Linked DNA regions of Homo sapiens: all the other regions are linked to region 1. A link is a contact called in ENCODE Hi-C or POLR2A ChIA-PET data. All regions are on one chromosome and are shown on one strand. Each heading gives the region's core, a stretch centred on a gene start or an enhancer-like site at or near the end of the contact. The rest is flanking DNA. Distances are from core to core; before and after follow the strand shown.

Region 1 (5,096 bases), core at 1,193-3,692:
TGTCACCCCGCCCAGCCAATTTTTGTATTTTTAGTAGAAACAGGGTTCACTATGTTGGCCAGGATGGTCTCGAACTCTTCACCTCATGATCCGCCCACCTCAGCTACTCGAGAGGCGTTACTTTCTTGATGTCTCCTGAGACAGATCCCACTGGAGACCATTTTTCCTCAGCAGATACAGGATTAATTACCCACTCATCGTTTGGGAGAAGCTCCAGAGCAGAGGCCATAATCCAACTGCAGATGCTTGATTCTGATATGAAATAGTTTGTTACATGTCTTGCTGTGAATGCCTTCTCTGGGGAGTATAATCAATCATTTTCATTTATTTTGTTTTAAAAAATTTTTGTTTGCTTTCTTTGATGGGAATTTAAGACCTGAGGTTGGGAGGTCTTGGACTCAGGAGGGAGAACATGGAAGAGGAAATATACAAGAGGAGCATGGCTGGAGGTGAGGGAGGAGAGATGGAAGGACCTGTCGTCTCCAGCTGGATATTGCAGGAGACTCAACATGTTCAAAATGCAATAATCTGGTCTCTAGACTACACCTGCTCTTCTTCCCTAGTTAAATAAATGGCACGACCATCTATTCTCCCCTTATCTTCTCCTGGGCTGTTTTGTTTTCTTACCTGCATTCTTCCCTATACCCTTCTCTCCCCACAAGCCAATCTAATTATTTTGTCACTTGCACCTTCTAAATGTTTCTCAAATCCATTAATTTTTTTGGCCAATATATTGTTTTCTCATTTTATTGAAGTGGAATCTCGTTCTGTCACCAAGGCTTGAGTGCAGTGACATGATCTCAGCTTACTGCACCTACCACCTCCTGGTTCAAGCGATTCTCCTGCCTCAGCCTCCCAAGTAGCTGAGACTATAGGCGCAGGCGACTGCGCCCGGACTAATTTTGGTATTTTTAGTAGAGATGGAGTTTCACCATGTTGGCCAGGCTGGTCTTGAACTCCTGACCTTAAGTGATACCCCCACCCTCAGCCTCCCCAAGTGCAGGGATTATAGGCGTGAGCCAGTGCACCCGTCCTCTCTTACCGTTTTAAGTCTTCATCTCTGTATTCTCCCCATAAATTCACGCCTTCCTCAATTGCAACATGTTGTTTTTATTCCTCACACACGCAGTTCTCTCCTCCTGCCATGCCTTTGCTCCCACTGTGTCCGGAATTGGTGAGTTCTTTGTCTCACTGACTTCATGAATGAAACCGCAGACCCTCGCGGTGAGTATTACAGTTTTTAAAGGTAGCGTGTCCGGAGTTTGTTCCTTCTGATATTCAGATGTGTTCTGTTCCTTCTGATATTCAGATGTGTTCGGAGTTTCCTCCTTCTGGTGGGCTCCTGGTCTTACTGGCTCAAGAGTCAAGCTGCAGACTTTCACGGTGAGTGTTACAGCTCACAAAGGCAGGGTGAACCTAGGGAGCAGCAGCATGACTTATTGCAAAGAACAAAAAAACAAAATTTTCAGGGTGGAAAGGGACACGAGCGGCTTGCCACTGCCGGCTCCGGCAGCCTGCTTTTATTATCTGGCCCCACCCACATCCTGCTGATTGGTCCATTTTACCGAGAGCCGATTGGTCTGTTTTACAGACAGCTGATTGGTCCGTTTTGACAGGGTGCTGATTGGTGCATTTACAATTCCTGAGCTAGACACAAAAGTTCTCCACCTCCCCACTAGATTAGCTAGACACAGAGTGTCAGTTGGTGTATTTACAAACCCTGAGCTAGACAGAGTGCTGATTGATGCATTTACAAACCTTGTAGCCAGAGTGCTGACTGGTGCATTTACAAACCTTGTAGACAGAACGCTGATTGGTGCATTTACAAACTTTGCAGACAAGAGGGCTGATAGGTGCATTTACAAACCTTGAGCCAGATAGTGCCGACTGGTGCATCCACAAACCCTGAGCTAGACGCAGTGTGCTGATTGGCGTATTTACAATCCCTTAGCTAGACAAAGATTCTCTAAGTCCCCACTAGACTCAGGAGCCCAACTGGCTTCACCCAGTGGAATCACACACTGGGGCTGTAGGTGGAGCTACCTATGAGTCCCACACCACGCACCCCCCCACTCCTCAGCCCTTGGGCAGCGGATGGGACCAGGTGCCCTGAAAGAGGGGGCAGCGCTCATCTGGGAAACTCAAGCGGCACAGGAGGCCACAAAAAGATGGGGAGACTCAGGCATGACGGGCTGCTGGTCCTGAGCCATACAAATAGCCTGCCAGGAGGCAGTTAAGGCCCAGCAAGAAATTGAACACAGAACTCGTGGGCCAGCACTGCTGGGGGAATCCAGCACACCTTCCATAGCTGCTGGCCCAGGTGCTAAGCCCCTTGCTGCTCTCAGTGCAAGGCTCACCACGCCCACCTGCGTGCAGTACAGGTTCCCGCCCGTGCCTCTCCTGCCGCACCTCCCTGCAACCCAACGCGGCTGCTTCCGGCCTCAGTCAGCTAAAGAGCTCCCACGGTATAGCGCTGAGCCGAAAGGCTTGTCAAGCACAACCAGAATGAGCAGAGGACAAAGAGGAACTGAGAGCAAGTGAAGGGTACTGCCATACCGTTCTCTCTCACTACCACTGTGTCCAGAATTGGTCTGACTTCAACAAGGAAGTTGTTGTTGTCACACGAATGTTACAGTTAAGGAGAGTGTGTCTGGAGTTTGTTCCTTCTGATGCGGTCAGTTTTTCTCGAGAGCTCATGGTCTATGCCGGGTCGGAAGTAAAGACTGCATATACTTCGTGGTGACTTACCGCACTTAAAGCAATATACATTAAAATTGTTTTTTCCTCCTCGTGGGTTCATAGCTTATACTGGCTTCCGGAGTAAAGCTACGTACTTTCACAATTTTTCAGCTCATAAAAGCAGCCTAAACCCAAAAAACATAACCACCACAATATGAAAGTATAGTGGAGCAATTTGGCACTCCTGGTTCAGGCAGTCTGCTTTTATTCTCTTATCTGGCCCCACCCACATCCTGCTGATTAGTTCATTTTACAGAGAGCTGATTGGTCTGTTTTACAGACAGTTGATTGGTCCATTTTCACAGGGTGCTGATTGGTGCATTGACAATCCCTGAGCTAGAGGCAAAAGTTCTCCACCTCCCCACTACATTAGCTAGATACAGAGTGTCAATTGGTGTATTTACAAACCCTGAGCTAGACACAGAGTGCTGATTGGTGTGTTTACAAACCTTGAGCTAGATACAGAGTGCTGATTGGTGTATTTACAATCCCTTAGCTAGACATAAAGAGTCTCCAAGTCCCAACCAGACTCAGGAACCCAGCAGGCTTCACCCAGTGGATCTGGCATTGGGGCCACAGGTGGAGCTGCTTGCCAGTTTCACGCTGTGCGCCCGCACTTCTCAGCTCTTGGGCGGTCGATGGTACTGGGCGCCCCATGGAGCAGGGAGCGGCGCTCGTAGGGGAGCCTCAGGCCGCGCAGGAGCCCGTCAGGAGAGGGTAGGGGAGGCTCAGACATGGCGGGCTGCACGTCCCAAGCCCTGCCCCGCGGGGAGGCAGCTAAGGCCCGGCGAGAAATGGAGCACAGCAGCTGCTGGCCCAGGTGCTAAGCCCCTCACTGCCCGGGGCTTGCAGGTATGCCAGCCGCTCCGAGTGCGGGGCCGGCCGAGCCTACGCCCACCCGGAACTCGCGCTGGCCCGCAAGCGCCCCTTACAGCCCCGGTTCCTGCCCGCGCCTCTTCCTCCACATCTCCCCGCAAGCTGAGGGAGCCGGCTCCGGCCTTGGCCAGCCCAGAAAGGGGCTCCCACGGTGCAGCGGTGGGCTGAAGGGCTTCTCAAGCGCGGCCAGAGTGGGCGCTGAGGCCGAGGAGGCACCGAGACCGAGTGAGGGCTGTGAGGGCTGACAGCACGCTGTTGTATCTCAACTGTCCCTTCACCCAGCTAACTCCCGCTCAGCAGGTGTCGGCCTTTCCTGACCCCCTATGTTAGTCGTGCTTGTCCTGTGTCCCAGAGCCTGGGACCTTCTTCACAGCCATCATCACACTTCATTCTTTGCAATCTCTCTTCCCTAGAAAAGCTATGAAGTGAGGAAACGTGTTTTTCCTTTTTTGCACCATACCTCAGTGCCAGGGTTACAGGTACCACACACCGACCCATTGTGCAAACCAGAAGAAGTCCTCTCCGCAGGCAGATGCGTCGCAAGTATGTTTCTGTCTCTGTTTTTGGTGGCAGCCACATGCCAGAATATTCGAGTGCAAGCTGGATTTCAGCTCCCATTTGTCCCTCTTGGTCAGGTGCTTTTGTGCAAAGCACAAAATATGAGGTGGTTTTGAAAAGCAAAAGCCAAGTGGAACTGAAGAAAAGATATCCACAAGTAGATTTGGTTTAGTCACTGAAATATGTCTGAAAGGATTGCTTATCATCCTCCTACAATGAAATGGATGTCCAGAGAAACTGAAAAATCCTTCAGAATAAGCAAAAGAAATGTCAAAGTAAGAAAGCTAGGTGTGTTCAAGTCTCATATCTAATATGACTATCTTGGCATTGTGTTATAGCATAATTGGTAAGATTTGTTTCCTTAGTAGTAAGTTGTGCACAAAGGTGGGAATTGAACAATGAGAACACATGGACACAGGAAGGGGAACATCACACACCGGGGCTTGTTGTGGGGTGGGGGGAGCGGGGAGGGATAGCATTAGGAGATATACCTAAAGTTAAAAGACGAGTTAATGGGTGCAGCACACCAAGATGGCACATGTATACATATATTACTAACCTGCACGTTTTGCACGTGTACCCTAAAACTTAAAGTATAATTTAAAAAAAGGGGCATCTTAAAATCTACAGCATTCTAGATTTGATAATATGTAGTATGAACATCAGTTAGGGATTATATTCACCTGCATGTAAGAGAACCTGAATAAAGGAACATAATCAAATACAGTTTATTTTTCTCACGTTCCAAGAAGCATGGAGACAGGCAGGCCCGGGCTGGTCTAGTAGCTCCGTGATGTCATTAATCATGGTTTCTGTCAATCACCCAGATTTCTTCAGCTTTTCTTCTCTGCCTTTCTTAGCACATGACTTTCTTCATCGTGGTTCTCTCATGCTCTTAAGAGTGGATATAAAATTAGCAACTA
Region 2 (5,096 bases), core at 1,797-4,296, 240 kb before region 1:
GGAGCTTGCAGTGAGCCGAGATCGCGCCACTGCACTCCAGCCTGGGCGACAGAGGGAGACTCCGTCTCAAAAAAAAAAAAATTTGCTGGGCATGGTGGTGCACACCTGTAGTCCCAGCTACTCAGGAGGCTGAGGCAGGAGGATCTCTTGAGCCTGGGAATTCAAAGTAGCAGTGAGCTATGATCATGCCACTGCACTCCAGCCTGGGCCACAAAGTAAAACCTCGTCTCTAAATTAAAATAATTAATTAATTAATTAATTAAAAAGCTGAGACTAGATAAATAAGTTCACCAACAATCAAAGTGATCTTTGGAGCAAGACCCCAAATCTTCCAACTCCTAATTCCATATTCCTTCTATGAAGACATCACCCCATTCTGTCTGACTGGCTACCAAAAGAGGCTATCCATTATATATCCTATTTTGGCTCATTTCCTAACTCACGCTCTCCATCAGAAAAAGATGTGCAAGAGAGAAACACGTTTAAATAGATTGAAATGGACTAAATGTGTGCTTAAATCAAATTTCATTAAGTTGCCAGTTAATTTCAGGGACTCAAAACATTTACATGTAATAGTGAATTTTCCTTATTAATGCTTAATACCATAATAGCTAGTATTTATCAACCATTTATTAATCATAACAACTACTCCATAAACCATTTTAGAGAGAAGTAATCACAGGCACAGAGACGTTTGTGAAATACAGGCTGGTGCAAAAGTAATCGTGGTCTTTGCCATTACTTTCAATGGCAAAGACCACGATTACTTTTGCACCAACATATTCTTAATTATGCCACGTATACCAATTTGAAAGTTACCAAGTTTTTCGGATATTTGAGTCAGTCAATGTCTTTCAGATCCAGATGAGACCCAAAAATGGGGAGGCAACAATTTCAAGACAAAGCGAAAAGAACATTACACTTTCAGATCAAGAGCTAAAAATAAGGAAAAATACCCCTCCTAGTATATTCTCTGTAGAAAGAACACAAATAAGTAATAAGGAGAAGCTTCTGTAGATGAGGAAAGATAATAAAGATGAATTATATTTAAGGTACATAAATTGTTTTCCTTCTATGGAATTTTTATTTTAACAAATTTTTTTAAACAGTTGAGTTCTCCCATCTATTTTAGGCCTTGGTCTCTGCTACCTTAAGGTCATGAATTTATGAACCACATACAGTATTTTCCTACCATGGGAATCTTTAGATGCATAACCCTCAAGGTTTAGGGAACAGAAAAATGGATGCAATAAAGTAAAAACTGCCAGTGATGTCTAGTTTTCATTCTTGTAATATTTTCTCACTGATATTAAACAAAAATCAAGAAAAAAAATCAAAAGATGTTAATAAGCCCTTGCTTAATAAAACCAATGACCCAACTCTCTTTCCTAATTAAAAGCTTACAGTACTTAGAGTGCTTACTATTTTCAATGAATGTTCAGACATAAAGTCCTATTAAAATTATGTATATTTTATAATTTCCTCCATTACTGATACATGCTTAAAGAAATTGATTCTGAGATACATTTTTCTTGTTCTTTTTCAGTTCTTGACACAGACTAGTGAGTGGCACTATGGACTAACAAGCATATTCAACCAACACAGAGGATCGAAATTAAAAAGCTATAACATATTAACATATCTAGGCCACACAGAAGGGTCATGAGGCAAGATCATCAGCATAAATTAGCACATTATTACAAGGCATCTAAAGGAACCAGGCAAAATCTGCATGACAGATCTTTCTTTCATAACGAATATATAATGCTATTTGATTGCATTTCTTTTAATCACAAGTATTATTTGGAGGGAAAATACTCGTAGTCTAATATCACATTTTACTACCTACCCAAAATTGGAATTATGGACAGCCAGGGTATGTATGGGGTTGGAGAGGGAAGCCTGTTAAAACCATTTTTGGGACACTTAACTATCTTTGTCCATTTGTCCAGAAACAAAGGGGTTTAAAAAAAAAATCACTGAGTGCATTTTTGCTTTTTCTAATTTTCCCACAAAAATCTGAAAGCATTAAATCATTTAGGAAAAAAGCCTTTGTTATTTACCAAACCCACAGAATTACACATCTACTAAAAGAGGTGAAATAGCAGTTCAGTTTGTTAATGAAGCCCTGTTTTTTCATCTCTACAGTAAGAATATCCTAAGACTACGGCCTCTAGGGTATTAAAGAGTCACAGTATCTTCTTTTTATTTTTTATGCTACTCATAGCTCACAGAACCACTGTCAAATACTGGAAGAAAATATCTATATGATAGTCTTTAGCTACTGGAACTGTTGCTGAATAATCAAATCCTCCTGTAATTATGCATTTTTAAACAATTCAGACAAATCGCATATGTAGCATATTACTAACATCAACAAACCCTGCTAGAAGAGTGAACATTTAAATATAAGCACATATACTCCCATGAACATAAAAACAAACCTCTAACTGCCAACTGTGCCTTCACTTCCCCCAAGCTATATACATTTAGTAACTGAGACAGTCATTTCAGAGTTAGGAGGATGGGTTTTTAACGGAAAAAAATGTAAACTTTCTTTCCAAGGCATGGTACCCTAAAAAGTGATTTTCAGAGAGAAATAAAAACTGAAACATACAAATTATATTGCCTCAAAATAGTCCCTACTTTTAAGTAAAGGAAACAGTAGAAGCACATCTGAAATTATTATATCTTGGACTTCTAAACTTACCCCCACAACAAAAGTAAAACATTTTATAATAGTAATGGAACTGTCTTGTGCTTTTTCACCCCTGTAAAAATCACTGACAAATGCTGTTCATTTAAAAATATATATATATATAGATAGCTTTGATGGGATAAAAAAATATCCTACTTGTATTCTCTTTCTAGGTCATAAACTACATTGGATGTAATAGGCTGTATAAATGAACAATCAGGAGGTTTCCGTCTAACTGTATGGGAAGTGTATTCACCACATCCTGCTATATAAATAACCCTCACTTCAAGTCAAATTCATATTATCTAATTTTTGCATTTCTCACCCAGAGAAGCTCTTCGCAGGACCTGGACCTAGATTCTCCTCTCATCACACAACTGTGAGTAGGAAATTCAAGCAATGAAAGGTTTTGCTACATTTTCAAAGGTACTTTTAAGATAAAATAACTTTCTAAAATGAATAAACCTGGGCAGTGTGACCTAAAAGCCACATAAATAATTTATTTGTGGCTGTCATGTTTTAATCACTGGACTGTTTTCAGAGGCTTAAAAAATTTAATGGTTTTTGTTATACAAAAGCAACTAGGTTTTCCATGAAACATTAGCTGTCACATTAATACAAGGTTTTATCATTAATTACAATGGATCACACAGGAGTTTATATCTACAAAATGATTGTTAAATATCTGAATTTCCAAACCATTTCAAAATAAAAATGAAACCTGGTCCTAGTAAACTTTACATGAATTAAAGATCCATTTACAAAACAGAAAATTAAATGTAAAAAAATAACCTCAATTTAAAACATTTGTAGATAAAACATTCAACACACTTTTTCATCAAAAAATGCAAATTAAAATATTAAACATAGGTAAACAGTGCCATCTTTTGGTATATTTAGGAACTGAGCTAAATTGTACAAAAACATCTTTAACAGATGAAAGGTGAGTAGAGCAAAGAATTCAAAAACCATCAGTTTATCATTTTATAACATTTAAGCTTTATAAATATATTAGCTTTTTTGGAGATGGGGTCTTGCTATGTTGCACAGGACAGACTCAAATTCCTGGCCTCAGGTAATTCACCTGTCTCAGCCTCCTGAGTAGCTAGCATTACAGGCACAAGTACCAAGCAGGCTATTTTTAAACTTATAAATATTTCCAAAAACATATTACCTCACATTTGTTTTCACTTCAATTTCATGAGATTAATAGAGCATCATTACATTTTAAAGACACTGAGGCTCAGAACATTTTAGTAATTGATCCCAAAATCCCTCAGTTAAAAATGATTGAGCCATCGCTGGCTTAAAATTGCTCGTTTTTACATTCCAACATTAATTCATTAAGCTTAGATAATGAGCCAAGTTATATAATTATTCTGTATTATAAGCAATGAACAAATTTTTATATTAGTTAAGATTCTGTAAAAATCGTTTGATTGCTTTTAGTATTTTTTGTATAATTTGGAAAGGAAAAGATACTTATGTTTATTAAATGAAGAATACACATTGACTACATTCACACAGCTGCTTACACTTCACAAATGCAAAAACTTTTAATCCAATATAGTATTCTTCATATCTCTATGTTAATGAGAAAAAAAAAAAGCCCTCGTTGGCTAGGTGTGGTGGCTCATGCCTGTAATCCCAGTGACTAGGGAATTTGAGATGGGAGGATCAGTTGAGGTCAGGAGTTCAAGACCAGACTGGGCAACACAGTGAGACACCATCTCTATAAAACTAAAAAAAAATTAACAAAAATATTTTTAAAAGCCCTTGTTTATGGCTTGCACATGATTTTACACCACAATATAAAAAGCCGTTACAAATGGAAATGATAAGCTTCAAATACTCTCCCTAAAGCTTCTCTGGCTTAATTTTGATCTTAGATGTGTCCATATACCATTTTCAATGTCTTCCACTTTTGTATTGTTCAGTGATTTTCTGAATAGTTTTATTAAGCCATAACATTTATTCCAGAACACTCTCACAATTCCTTCATTTTTGTAAGCTAGCTAATAATGAACTTCCTCATGGAGAGAAAAAAAATATTCTCAATGATCTATCTTTATCTTTGATTCACTTGTTACTAAGAATTTTACTCAAACTGCAATCATTAGTTCTTTACACAGCAGACTTGAAGATCATGGTTAAAACACAATCATTCCATCTTATATCATATAGCAATTCAATTAAAAAGAACATCAGAAAAAAGACAAGTCAATAAGATCACCAAAAAGGCTACTGAAAACACTGCTGAAGGAGTGAAAGCAGAGAAAGAGTCAATGGGATGAGCCATAAGCACTACATCTTCTGTCAAATGGAACTAGGTGATCAAAAACAATTAGACACTAACTCAGAAATGTAGTTACTTCACCCATTAGGCCTTACCTCTTGT
Region 3 (5,096 bases), core at 1,055-3,554, 140 kb before region 1:
CTGAAGCCTCTTGCTTACCCACTGTAAGTTCAGAACAAGGTCTTAGTTAGCCTTTTTCTACTTCATAATGAGCCACTATCTCTGAGGTTCAGAAGAAAAATCAAACAGAAAGGCCTACGGCAGTGATTGCTAATGAATACATATGAAGTCATGTTCATTTTTCAAATGAACATAAAAAGATCTTGAAGAAATACTAGACAAATTGCTATGAAAAATGTGGGCTGGAATAGCGATCCAAAAGCTCTAAAAATATACAAACTTGATAATACTGAATTCAATGAAAATTATACTAAGAAAAATGTTCTTTACCTAAATTAATTTTGGAAAAAAAAATGGTAGTGTGTTGCTGCAGGAAAGGGATGACAGTATTAACTTTTACTGGTGATAAAGTCAATAACAAACTATGACGTCTATCAAGGACCCTGGCTCTATTCAGCAGCTCAATGATTATAGGAAGAGCAACAATTTATTTGAATGGGAATTTTAGCTCGTGCAGAACAAGGACTTCTCAGGAGGCAATTGTGGCAGGTGTAGCTAGGGGACCACTCTGACAGTTTGTCTCCTTTTTATGAGTGTTTATTTTCTTACCCACTTACCTCTTTGCTACGTCTATCCTATATACCTTCCTACAATTCTAGGTAATGGATGCTGTCGCAGTAGATGTTCGTTAATTGGGAGATTAAAGAGAGAACGGGCTAGGTGCAGTGGTTGACACCTGTAATCCCACCACTTTGGGAGGCCGAGGTGGTCGGATTACCTGAGGTCAAGAGATCGAGCAGCCTGGCCAACATGGTGAAACCCCATCTCTACTAAAAAAAAAAAAAAAAAAAAGAAAAAATAAGCTAGGGATGATGGTGTGCTTTTGTAATCCCAGCTACTTGGGAGGCCGAGACGGGAGAATCGCTTGAACCTGGGGTGCGGAGGGTGCAGTGAGCCAAGATGGGACCACTGTACTCCAGCCTGGGCAACAGAGTAAGACTTCTTCTCAAAAAGAAAAAGAGAGAATGAAGGATCTCAAAGGGTACACTAGCTGAACCTGACAAGTCAGGGAACATTTTTTCCCTAGGCTAAACTTATTTCTAGGTGTAGGCAAAGGGGGTGCGGAGGAGAAATACTCTCTTCATCTCTGAAGCCATACCTACGTCAGATCCTCCCACTGACTCTCCTCCTGCTGGTTCGAAGCCTGGAAACCTCACCTGTGGGCAAAGTGAGTTCATAAACCTGAAATGCATTGCTTTTCTTGATAAATGACCCCAAATGAACTTCAAAGAATTCTGCATGAGATCTTACCTGAGAATTCATCTAGGGATTCTTATAACCAACTTTTTGCAATTAATCATTACAAATGCAAAGTAATTATCTGGTTATTTAAAAAGCAACAAATAATTAACTGTGTGAGAAACAAACCTTCATAATCTCTACAATCAGTTAAGGTTTATGAATCTGAGGCCATTATTTATAAATTAAAATTATTTAATCCCCCAAAAAGCCCTCAATACTTTTCTTAAACATAGTTAATGAATCTTGTAATGACTTTGGTACTTTTTTAACTAGTGGACTGACATTAATTTTTTTTTAACAAAATCTATTTCTATTTGTATTCGCACATTGCATTGCTCACTAAAATATGTGCGCGAGTGCGTGTAGGCAGTCATTTCATAAAAAGCAAGGAGGAAAGGAGACAGGACTATTTGAATCACATTCCAATTTAGGAGAATGCTCTTTATGACAATGTTCTCAGAATGGTTTATAAAGGTGAATAAAATAAGAAACTACAAGAACAGATACATTAAAATGAGTGTTATTTCCATTGTATAATTCTCCTTGTCAGTTTGCAAAATAGAACCTAATTTTTTTTTTTTTTTTAACTGGGGGACTGGAGGAATGGCAAGAAACCTTGGTTGAGTTCCCTGGGTCTCGGTTTCTTCATCTGTACAAAGTGTAGAGAGGACTAGAAAATTCACTGGCATACTACTTTCTAGGGCTTGAAGGCCTGTGAGCGTATCTGAAGTTTCACATCCTAATCAATTCCTTCTTTTGTTCATTTACTCTGACCATCTCTGGGTAAGACCCACCGGAACCTGGCAAAAGCTAAATTTACCAGAAACTTATGAGATTACAGGTAAGAACATAAAGTAAGGACAATATATTTCAAAAACCATCATAGAATTCTAAGCAAAAATGGAAGAATACCAAAAGCCTCTTGATCTGTGACTTAGTTTGTAGCTAAACACACACACTCTTTGCCTAGCTCCTTCAATGCTTAACCCTGAGGTGTGGCCACGGCAAACCTCAGCCAGCGTATCATTTCAGAGTTCTTTCCCTGGGTTCCCAAGGGTTGGTTCTAGAATTGCCTGGAGTTGTAAAAGGGATGAGAGAATTTCTTTCTGACTCCACCCTATTACCACACTGTTTATGACCAAATGGCACCCCTGTCAAAGCTTTTGGGACACCCTTGCCCCAGGGCCAGTGCAAAAGAATGTTCAGTTTATTAAGAACAGTGCCCTGTCTTGAGGGAAAACAGGATGTTTAGAAAGTTTTGTACTTAATCTTCGACTCTCTCTTCAGCCAACTATGACTCGCTACAGGGAAAATTGTACAGCAGTGTCAATAAATAAAACCATAGGCTTCTATGATGAATCGTCAAGTTCTGCTGTGGACAAGGCAATATCTGATGGGCCAAAAGGTGGGAAAAGATCTAGAAAGGTCCATAGCTTTCCCTGGAGCTCTCAAAGATAACAGACACTTTTGTAGGTCAGAGTCTCCAAAGAGGGTTGGAATCAATCTGCTAAATGCATCAAAACAGAGCCAAGTGGGAAAGTCCAGTCCTGACCTCCCTGGCACAGGCACCCACTGGCATTTTATCACTTTGCTTGCAGCCAACAAAATCAATCAGCAAGACTATTACAATGAAACACACAGGATATGGAGAGAAACACATACTACAACATGTGTTCTTCAAAAGACAAGAAAGGCATCCAAAAAGGAGTTGATTTCAGCTTCAAGCAAGTCGCTATTTATGCATTTCTTATTCTGATTGTATTGGCATTCAGGACCATTTTCTTGCATTTGATATTTGGTCCCTCTTATAATTCTTATTATCATAACCAAAACTACTTTAAAACAAGTGCGCACATCCTTTGTTCTTAAACTAACTTCGATATACATTGTCATCGGCTGGGTAATAAAAAAAAATCCTGATCCCTGGGTTCCACCCCTGAGATATAGAATTAGTTACATGGATTTGGCCCGGGTAGTTGAATTTTCAAAAGCTATCCAGTGGAGTCTAATGTCCAGAAAAACTTTAGAACTACTGCTCTGAGCTGAACCCTGGCTGGCAATTAGGCTCAGAGGTATGGGAACTCTGCCTTAACCTGCCAAATACAAGCACCATTATGGCGTGGCTAACAGTCATCAGAAGTATTTGCCATTCTGGTATCAAATTAATTTTAAAGGCAGAGGGGCAAGGGATGAGAAGGAACAATGATGCTTTTGTGGGGGTAAGACAAGTCTTCAACGCTACAAAACTCCTTAGCATATTATAGAAACCAGTTTTGCTGGTTTTTTATTATATGACAAAGGGAAGCACTGACCCAGTGGCAAGATTCTGGATGTAAGGTGTTCTAGTCCAAAGCACTAGCGGTCCTAGTGAGGTATCTTTGTGACTCCTGGAAAAAACTCAGAAAAGTTTCCTACTCTAAGAATACCACCTTTAAAGAACAGATATTATCACTTCCTGCTGTGAGTCTACATTTTTACATGTCAAGAAGATTAGGACCAAACCCATCCGCCCACAAGGCAGTGCTATAGGGTTGTAAACTGCCATTATGAAATTAAATATTACCTCTAAGGTCATGGGTCTCAATCTTGAGCATGCTCAGAAACACCTGAGAGGCTTGTTGAATTCAGATTGTTGGGCTTGTCCACACAGGGTCTCTGATTCTGTAGCTCAAGGATAGCAGTTTGCATTTCTGACAATTCTCAGCTGATGTTGAGACTGCTGGTCTGGGGAAGACCACACTTTGATAACTCCTGTTCTTAGGGCTCATAAAAGGCATGGTCCTTGAGTAACAAGAAATGTTTCTTCAGGCTTTGTGATAAAGAGACAAATACTTTGAGTGAAAGGAGACAGGGTCTTAAGATAAATCTTGAGAATTGTGCCAAGAGGCAAAATGTTAACATTCCACTAGGGAGAAACAAGCAGGTGGGTTGTTAACCTCATTCATTCACTCTGGAGTAAATATTATCCTTGGAGGACAAAGTGGAAGAGCTGTCTTGAGTTAAAAAGAGAACTGAAACATTCTTTCCAAAAAATGGTGACCCACAGTTTCTTGTTTTACAAGGGAATAGTGGGCATTTTTCATTTACAAAATATTTACTTTATAATGGTGGCACTTCAGTGGGAGGAAAGGTGGGCATTTTGACTAAGTGGTTAGGGAAATTGGGTAGCCATCTACAAAAAATAAAGTTGAGTCAGGCACGACTGCTCCTGCCTATAATCTCAGCACTTTGGGAGGCGGAGGTAGGATCGCCCGAGCCCAGGAGTTAGAGACCAGCCTGGACAATGTAGCGAGACCTCGTCTCCACAAATAATAAAATTTGCCAGGCATGGTGGTGTGCACCTGTGGTCCCAGCTACTCAGGAGGCTGAGGCAAGAGAATCACCTGAGCACAGGAGGTCGAGGCTGCAGTGAGCCGTCACTGCACCACTGCACTCCAGTCTGGGCAACAGAGTGAGAGCCTATTTCCAAAACAAAAACAAAAACAAAAACAAAAAACTTGAATCCATACTTAACAGAATATCAGGATAAACCTCAAATGGAGCAAATATTTAAATGTAAAAAAAGTAATAGCATAGAAATTCTGCAAGAAAATATGGGTCAATTCTTGTGCGTGTATGTGTGGAAGGGGTTGGTGGAAATGCTTTCTGTGACTCGAAATCCAGAAGCCATAAAAGAAAGAATGGAAAATTCTGTATAAGACCAAAAAAACCCCACAAATACTAAAGGAAATGATAAACCAAGAAAAATTTGAAGATCATATCACAGACTTAGAGCTAATCTCCCTATTATATAAAGAGCCCTTACAAATCAACAA

What was found. A loop is a pair of places that touch in the nucleus more often than their neighbours do. ChIA-PET counts read pairs that join two places held with the same protein, here RNA polymerase II (POLR2A). Pooled maps may share reads with other maps.
Region 2: a loop to region 1 is called in a pooled map, with 2.4 times the contacts of the local background. The contact joins two enhancer-like sites. A Hi-C loop is called at or near these places in 1 of 50 pooled maps. POLR2A ChIA-PET finds 5 or more read pairs at or near these places in 3 of 52 experiments (GM10248, GM12878 and activated naive CD4-positive, alpha-beta T cell).
Region 3: a loop to region 1 is called in a pooled map, with 3 times the contacts of the local background. The contact joins two enhancer-like sites. A Hi-C loop is called at or near these places in 4 of 37 single-sample maps with no recorded cell type and 7 of 50 pooled maps. POLR2A ChIA-PET finds 5 or more read pairs at or near these places in 2 of 52 experiments (activated CD4-positive, alpha-beta T cell and activated T-cell).

What each region holds. Positions count from the first base shown.
Region 1 is chr6:20,317,522-20,322,617 of GRCh38, reverse strand. It overlaps LOC101928573 (a long non-coding RNA gene), which reads right to left. Exons shown (of 4, transcript XR_007059489.1): 3 at 1,043-1,416. Among named protein-coding and RNA genes, the nearest start is that of E2F3, 82 kb to the left of the region's middle. RefSeq lists enhancers at 2,015-2,064, 2,805-2,884. Within about 2 kb of position 2,442, at least 13 of the 41 ENCODE cell types and tissues checked have a DNase peak (open chromatin) inside an H3K27ac peak, as active enhancers do; they include GM12878, where a contact is called at or near this core.
Region 2 is chr6:20,562,866-20,567,961 of GRCh38, reverse strand. All of the region lies in intron 4 of CDKAL1 (CDKAL1 threonylcarbamoyladenosine tRNA methylthiotransferase), which reads right to left. Among named protein-coding and RNA genes, the nearest start is that of CDKAL1, 31 kb to the right of the region's middle. Within about 2 kb of position 3,046, at least 4 of the 41 ENCODE cell types and tissues checked have a DNase peak (open chromatin) inside an H3K27ac peak, as active enhancers do; they include GM12878, where a contact is called at or near this core.
Region 3 is chr6:20,453,084-20,458,179 of GRCh38, reverse strand. The region is part of intron 1 of E2F3 (E2F transcription factor 3); the gene reads right to left. Among named protein-coding and RNA genes, the nearest start is that of E2F3-IT1, 18 kb to the right of the region's middle. Within about 2 kb of position 2,304, at least 4 of the 41 ENCODE cell types and tissues checked have a DNase peak (open chromatin) inside an H3K27ac peak, as active enhancers do.